Linked DNA regions of Mus musculus: regions 2 and 3 are each linked to region 1. The links are chromatin loops, found by intact Hi-C in ENCODE. Cell type or tissue: left cerebral cortex. All regions are shown on one strand.

Region 1 (2,500 bases):
TAGTACCGTAATAATCCTGGCCCTACTTTAGAACAAGAAGGGCACCAGAAACCTTTGATTCTCATAATCACACCAATCTATTATCCACTTATTCATATTTTATTTGTTTTGTTGGTCTGCTTGTTGAGTTGGCTTGGTTTTATTGGTTGTTTATTTGCCCAACAATAACTTTTCTCTTTCCCTCCTGGCACCCTCTGTTATTAACTTGAAAGATTTGTTTAGCCATCATTTCTATGTAGACTAGATTCCTTTCACACTTTCTATTTTGATGTTACTAAGTTGTCCCACTATATTATCATTTACTTGTTTGATTTTGGCTACTTTTATCTCTTTTTATTGCTTAGAGGTAAAGTCCATGACAGGCAGTTTTGATACCAAATACTGTCTTAAGACTTCCATATTACTCCTTCTACGTAACACTGTATCTGCACACTGGTATAACAAATGAATCAATTGGTGACTCAGGGAATGTCGCTTTCACTTTCTGTTCCTCTACTTAAAATATTCATTCGATGTATGATTATTAATCGTGGTTTGACAGTCAATTAATAAAGCTAGCACATGACACAGGAACTTTCAGACTGAGACACAGATCATCTGAAAACTTCCTAAGAACAATTAGGTTTGTGTCAGAGAAATAGACCAAGTTCACTCAAATGAATACAAGTTTCCATGTTTTCTCCTCCATTTTAAATACTATTATTTTTCTCTTTTGGGGTGTTATAATTGCTTATTTATCCTTAACTAAATAATAAGAGTTATGTTCAGGATAACTGACTCTTGGTACACAGTACTATGTGAGGATGCCTCCAAAAATGGACATAACCATCAGGTGTCTTAACTAAAGATTGGAAGATGTGATGTGAACTGTGACTTTGTCAATTTTTAGCCTTAGTTATTGTGGACATTCAGTAGGAATTCTCTCAACCTCTTCTCTAGCAGAGGAATAATGCCTACCTTGTGCATCTCTGTGTTTCTGAAGCAATCTTATTATTTAAGACCATGGTACATTCCAGTAATATGAAGTCCTACTACACTAATGAGCAACCTTGTGAAATTAATGGAAGTCTTCTATTTCCATATCAGTAAGGTTAAGGAAGATGATCTAAAGCAACCACCTATATTTATCGTATTAATTGTTTGAGATTATATGCCCCCAAGACTGTATGTATGCCTCAGATATGTAGAAAATAAGGAAAGGCAGGATTCCTAAACTATCTTCCTGTGGTCAGCTACCTAGTTTTATGAAGCCATACAACTGTGTTCAAAGTGGACAAGAGACAGAAAGAACGACTTTCTAGTTCCTCTGTGACAAACTCAACGTGGGTGCCACTTCTAAGCAGGAACAAGCTACATCAGCATGATAGGAACTAACTGACTGACTCATCAGAAGCTGAAAGACTTCTGCCCTTCAGAAGTCCATTCCAGCTTCTCTCTACTGGCCTGCTCTGTTCACCTTTCCCCTCCCTGCCCTCCCCAATGGGAGAATGTGGAGATGAGAGAGAGAGGAGTTCCTGGAGGGATGAAGAGAAGAGAACCATTTCAGCTCCCTTTATCTCCCCACGGCAAGCTGTGCTGCCAAGTTAAAAATACATAATTTGGTTTCCAAATCTATTTCAACCTCTGCCTGGCCGACTGTGTAGTCACAAACCATCCCGTTGCAATTCACGTCTTTGCTTTCAGCTTTATTTTAAATTGAACCCGGCTAAGTTGTATAAACAGATGAAAGGTAAATGTCCCACAAAGAGCAGAAATGGGATTAAAGGAGGCAGGAAGCCAATCCATATTTATAGTGTGCTGTGGTCAAAATCTGAATGGTTTTCATCTTATTTTTAAATGCCAAACTTTCGGCAAAGTATAAAATGTCAAGTCATGGAAGGGATGAAAGTTGCGGCTTATAAATTTACCTGGTAACAGGAATGTTTCTTTTTATGTTCAATAGTTCCCAATAGAACTTCCATGTAAACAGATAATCCATGTCCTGCAGGTGATCATTACCATCCTTCTGTCATATTTGGACTACGACCTGCTTACAGAGAACGGCCCATTTCTGAGGAGCCAATCGTCTCACCACAGATATCTATGAGCAGGGTGAAAATATCCCTTAGACTGCAAATTTTTTTGTTTGTTATTTTTTGTTTTGTTTTGTTTTTTATTTTTTTTTAATTAGGTATTTTCCTCATTTACATTTTCAATGCTATTAGGCTGTAATTTTTATGGTAACTTCGTTAGTAATTTATCATCTGCTAACACTCAAAGTAAGATAACTGCAACCCTGACCCGTGATGGTTTATAGCAATGGTCAGGTGAATGAGGCAGATCACTCAACAATGTCAAGTAAGATGACTGATAATCAACTTGAGACACTTAGCCACGTTATAGTTGACGGAACCTAACTCTCTTATGGTCTTCCCGGTGTTATGGGAGAGAGCACATGGTAAAAATGCTTCTATATAGCAGATTCCTTTCTTCTTCTTTTTTTTTAATAAGTTGTCTTACA
Region 2 (2,500 bases), 320 kb after region 1:
TGTTTGGCTGTGGGTCTCCCCATCTGTTTCCATCCACTGCTGGATGAAGCCTCTCACGAGACAGTTATGGTAGACTCCTGTCTGCAAGCACAGAAGAGTATCATTACTACTGTTAGGAGTTTGTTCTCTCACGGGGGCTGGACCTAAATCCCCTACACATTTGTAGCAGATACGCAGCTTGGTCTTCACGTGGGTCCTCTAATAGTTGGAGCAGAGGCTGTCAATGATTCTGTTGCCTGCCATCACTGGATTGCCCAGTTGGACCTCTGTGGAAGAGGATGCACTTAGTCCTGCTTCGACTAGATATCCCAGAGCTGGGTGGTGCCCAAGGGAGTCTTCCCCTTTTCTAAGGAGGGGAGGAAAAGATAAGGGCAGGGGGGGAGGAATTTGTAAGGGCGAGACTAGGATGAGAGGAAGGCAGGTGTGATTGGGATATAAACTGACTAAATAAATTAATGAAAAAATGTGGAAGGTGATTAGATTCAAATAAGATGGGAAAGTCATTATTTGCTAGATCTGAATTCACGCATGCACCAAGCTTGTTTTGGTTTCAACCTTGGATGCCTTTTTCCTGAATCTCACCTGTGCTTTAGAAGCCCGTGTTGGCTGTCTGTTGTTGCTAAAATGAGGAATAATTCCTGCCTATTAGCAAGTGAGTTTACCTCCAGGAAACCACTGAAAATCAGTAGAAATCAGAAGAGCTTCAGCAGGAGCCTAAATTAATCTACAGGAGCCTTTCAGAGCTGTGAGCAGTATGAGTCCCCACACAACAAGGTCAGCCCAGTCACGATTTTGGCTCTGCTTTTAAAGTGGAAATGATTTCTGAAAGACAACTTGCCTGTTGATTTATGTTAGGGAGTGGGGGTGGCAAAAAATAAATAAATAAAACAACAAAACATTAAGAAAATATGACTAATCAAGAGCCATAAGCCTGGAAAACAGAAGCGCCTGATTAGTGATGCAAAGCTGGGATCATGTCTTCTTGTATTTGTCAAAATGGGGAACATAAAATCCTGCTAACCTATTCAGCTAGCTGAAAGGTTTCCATGACAACGGTGGGAACACGGAACATTCAGTCCCCTTGTCTTCAAAAATAACCTTTCAGTATAGGCGAGAGATTGTTAAAGGCACTAACCCGCTTCACCTGGGTAGTCCAAGGTAACTATAGCTGACCAGAATCTTGGTCTCTTTCTACTCAGTAAGAACATCGAAAGGTCTGTTTATCCTATAGCTCAGAACAAAATTGAAGGTGATTCAGCCCACAATAAACTATGCTTGGTTTCAGAAGGTTAAAGTTTTTTCAGTTTGTACACTCATTAGCTCCCCCGCCCCCATGCCTTGACACAGGAATGAGAACTCACTCCTATGCAGGACCTTGTATATATATAAAACTTGGGGGTTTCTTTTTACTTGCTCTTTAAAGGCAGTTAAGTTGAAAAGAGAAAATGCAATTATCTTATAATTTTTTCCTGCCTCAACACCTTTTCTGATAAACAATATAGAGAAAATTAAGAAATAAACATATATGAGCATATATCTATCTGTATTCCTATGTAATGTACATACTGTATCTCTATTTTAATTTTTAACTAACATATTTCTTAAGTCAGACTACATGGGTAAGCATAGATTATGGATGAATGTCATCAAATATGGGAGATCATCATATGGTGGTCATGTTTCCAAGCGTGGGTCTACAAAGAACCAAATCATACTTTAATGAGTACGCTGGTGCAATTAACCTACCTCATTTGGCATTCCTGTTTCTCCAAGAGCGAGGTTCTGATCAGGCCTATTGGCTGCCAATCCAACGTGGAGCCTCTCTTCCCCGGTTTAGTCGACCTCTGCCCAGGAGGCACGTTTAGTTCCAAGTGCTTCAAATGGTAGAATCGATAGAGTCCAGGGGACCACCACATCAGCCTTTATGGTGAAAGACATCTTTGAGAACTCCACTTGAGGATAGACAATTCCATATCTTCTTTCTAAGACATAGTCTCCATGGAGTTGCAAGAAGGGACAGAAGCAGTAAGGGGAAGGGCATGGTGGAGACATTGAAAAGAATGAAATATACCAAGCAAACTTGAGACTGCTCTGTGATCTCAGGTGTCAGTGAGGGGCTAGAACTTGAGTCCACCACCCCCCCCCCAATATTTTTATTTATAGGAATTCTAAATAGCAAAGACTTTTTTTCCCAAAATGTAATAGCGGAAGCTACAGAGGAGGAGTTCTTTTTCACTTTTGAAACATTCCTCAATTCTGTAGCCTACATGGGAGCTAATCACAAGGACTCCCTCTTTGTTCACTTACTGTGAAGGAGCTGTGCTGTTCCTAACCCTGGGAAAGGGAGGACTCAGAATCACTCAGACTCTCTGTGGATGCAACTCATCCTCTTGGCACCTGCACTGCACTTTATATTGGATTCTAAATCAGCAGGAGAAGCCTTGTGGTGGCAAAATGAAGAGTTGGGCTGGCGTGACTTAGAGCTCTAAGTGTAAGCATC
Region 3 (2,500 bases), 150 kb before region 1:
TTTCCTAAAAGATGAGATTAAGCCTGTGAGTCAGTGGCCTGCCCAAAAAATATAAAAAAATATAAAAACCAGGACTCAAAGGGTTATTCAACAAATCAGGGGCTAATGTAAGTACCTATCTTGCTAATAGCTTCAAAATTACATGAGAAGGGAATCTACAAAAGACAAAAACAAAGATATCTTTATACGGTAGCCCTGCAATTATCACACTGAAGACACAAAGCCTATAAGAAATGATTTAAACTGTCAATAACTTCTAGCATAGAAGGAGAAAATAGGAGAAAGCAAATACCTCTGTAAAAATTTATACGTGTGTATTTTAGTATAATATATGCAATTTAACCTCACAAAGACAATGCAATTCCTTTTAAGAGTATGAAAACAAATACAAGGAAACTAGCAGTTAGAAGTAAGTAGTCTGCTGGTCTGGGCTGAGATATTTGCTATGACATTCTTAATGGGTAGCAGGGGATCCCTGGCTAAGATCCCTGGACATAGTACAGAATGGAGGGCATTTACACTTCACGTTCAGCAGCTGCAGAGAAACAGCAGGCTCCTAAGAAAGTCTCAGTATGTGTGTCTTTTTCACAAGGTAAATTTCTTAAAAGATAAACATAATTGAGTTCTCTTGTTTAACTAGTAAAATGCCCATCAATTTACCAAGACAGAATTGTTAACAGAAATTTCCCATAACAAGGTTTATTCCCCACCCAAAGTTGTGCCTTAATAATTAATATCAGTATGCATAATTGCACAATGGATGGCATGTTAACATGAGATAAAGAACTTTAGAAATCACATATTCTCATATTCTGCTTTCAAACTGATCCTATATCTGAGCAGGGATCGACACCAGAAAAATGTGTGACTGCACATCTGTGGAAAATTATACACCATATACCTGCTGGCCAAGCTAGCAGGAAAAGAAAGATCATCACTATCTTATAGCACAAGGAGATTCTAAAAGCCACGTAAATTCCACAGAACCATGATTATATGACCACACCAGGGGGCGCTCTTAACACTGAAATGATGGATGACATTTTATTCTACTTAGTGGTCTCGGCTGGCTGAAAAGAAAGGGTTTTTTTGTTTGTTTGTTTTTGTCATTTGGCTTTTTGGTTGTTATTTTTTAACCTTTGTATAACTATTTTTAAGTGCTCCTCTCTTGTACGTGCTCACTGACAGCACACAGATTTTCTTCTGCAGCCTACTGTTAGCACTAGGAAGCTAGTCTATCAAGGAAAGTTTTTTCTCCACTAGGAAATGTTTATTTTGGAAACATTGTGTCAACTTAACTCACATCAACCTCTTATTCTCCCTGTAGTTAGACTGATTACCATTAACATAAAGACATAACATGTTTTGATGAGCACAGACGTTTAAAATATATTACTAATGTAAATTAAAAAAAAAAAAAAACTCCCTATCAGAGGGACCTTTTAATTCCTTCCAGCCCCCCCCCTTAAAAAGGAAGTATGATTTGATGTGTGTGAGTGTGTGACAGAGACAGAGGGTGTGTGTGCATGTGTTTTGTGTGGGTTTGTGTTAATATGAAGAAAGCACTGTACAACTAACTGTGCTTCACCCTCAAAGGTTCTGTAAGCAATAACAGAAAGCTCTTGGATGAAAGTTGTGTGCTAGGACTGAGCCACACCAAAACAAGGTTTGTCCAGTACACATCTTGGGGTTCACAATGTGATCAAATATCCGAACAAATATCCGACAACACATTTGCGCTTAACACTTTCTGGTTTACTTGTATTCTTTGTAATAGTCTTACTTTTTGTTAGAGTGTTACAATTTTTTGGTTGTTGTTTTGGTTTGGTAGATACAGTCTCATAATGTAAAGGCTTGCCTCAATTTTGCTTTGTGGCCAACGATGGCATTGAAGTCCTGACCTTCCTAACTCTCAAGTACTGGAAGGAAACATGAGTACTAGAAATAAAATTTAAGAAACGTGTTAAAAAAAAAAAAGTTCTGTAAGCAGGTCTAGCAGACTTGAATTCACACCTGGAATTTACACAGTAGCCTAGACGGACCTTGAATTTATGATTGTCCTACCTCAGTCTTACCAAGTGGTAGCTACAACCACTGCCATGTGGCAGATACACTATTCTAAATGTTATTCAAAACAGGACATTGCAATGGAATCCTAATCTAGAGCGCTCTAACCCACTTCTCTAATGTTCTCATTACCTGCAAAGTCAGTCGAGAACAGACAAGAACAGACGCTCTCCTCAGAAGTTCTGACTCAGCTGCCTAAAAGCACAGAAGAAAAATCAATGTGAGTTTTCAGAGAAACAGAAAATGACAACAGGGAAATAGGCTATGCTACCCACAAAGGGTCACAATAGTACTCCATTAAAAGCAATGTTTGCACACAAAGGGCACCCAAGAAACATAAATTTTATGAAATGACTCAAACATGAAATGTAAGCAAAGTACGGGGCAAGACGTCATGTCATGCCTGTCTGCCTATGGTTCTAGGGACAGGGGC

Evidence for each region. Peaks named below come from ENCODE experiments on the same cell type or tissue, not always from the same donor. Only the 100,000 strongest peaks of a DNase experiment are listed, where the experiment ranks them.
Region 2: it touches region 1 in a loop (2.8-fold over the local background); 2 of 42 quality-filtered maps call a loop at or near these places.
Region 3: a loop joins it to region 1, with 2.5 times the contacts of the local background. A loop is called at or near these places in 6 of 42 quality-filtered maps.

The regions. Positions count from the first base shown.
Region 1 is chr5:71,652,709-71,655,208 of GRCm38, forward strand. All of the region lies in intron 2 of Gabra4 (gamma-aminobutyric acid (GABA) A receptor, subunit alpha 4), which reads right to left. Among named protein-coding and RNA genes, the nearest start is that of Gabra4, 4.3 kb to the right of the region's middle. In left cerebral cortex, no CTCF peak of the experiment used is centred here; a DNase peak (open chromatin) is centred at 1,525; H3K4me3 peaks cover 552 bases; H3K27ac peaks cover 538 bases.
Region 2 is chr5:71,969,585-71,972,084 of GRCm38, forward strand. All of the region lies in intron 4 of Gabrb1 (gamma-aminobutyric acid (GABA) A receptor, subunit beta 1), which reads left to right. Among named protein-coding and RNA genes, the nearest start is that of Commd8, 200 kb to the right of the region's middle. In left cerebral cortex, no CTCF peak of the experiment used is centred here; DNase peaks (open chromatin) are centred at 974 and 2,398; H3K27ac peaks cover 2,104 bases.
Region 3 is chr5:71,501,252-71,503,751 of GRCm38, forward strand. It overlaps Cox7b2 (cytochrome c oxidase subunit 7B2), which reads right to left. Exons shown (of 3, transcript NM_030052.3): 2 at 2,200-2,262. Among named protein-coding and RNA genes, the nearest start is that of Cox7b2, 46 kb to the right of the region's middle. In left cerebral cortex, a CTCF peak has its summit at 1,007 (motif pointing right); a DNase peak (open chromatin) is centred at 1,012.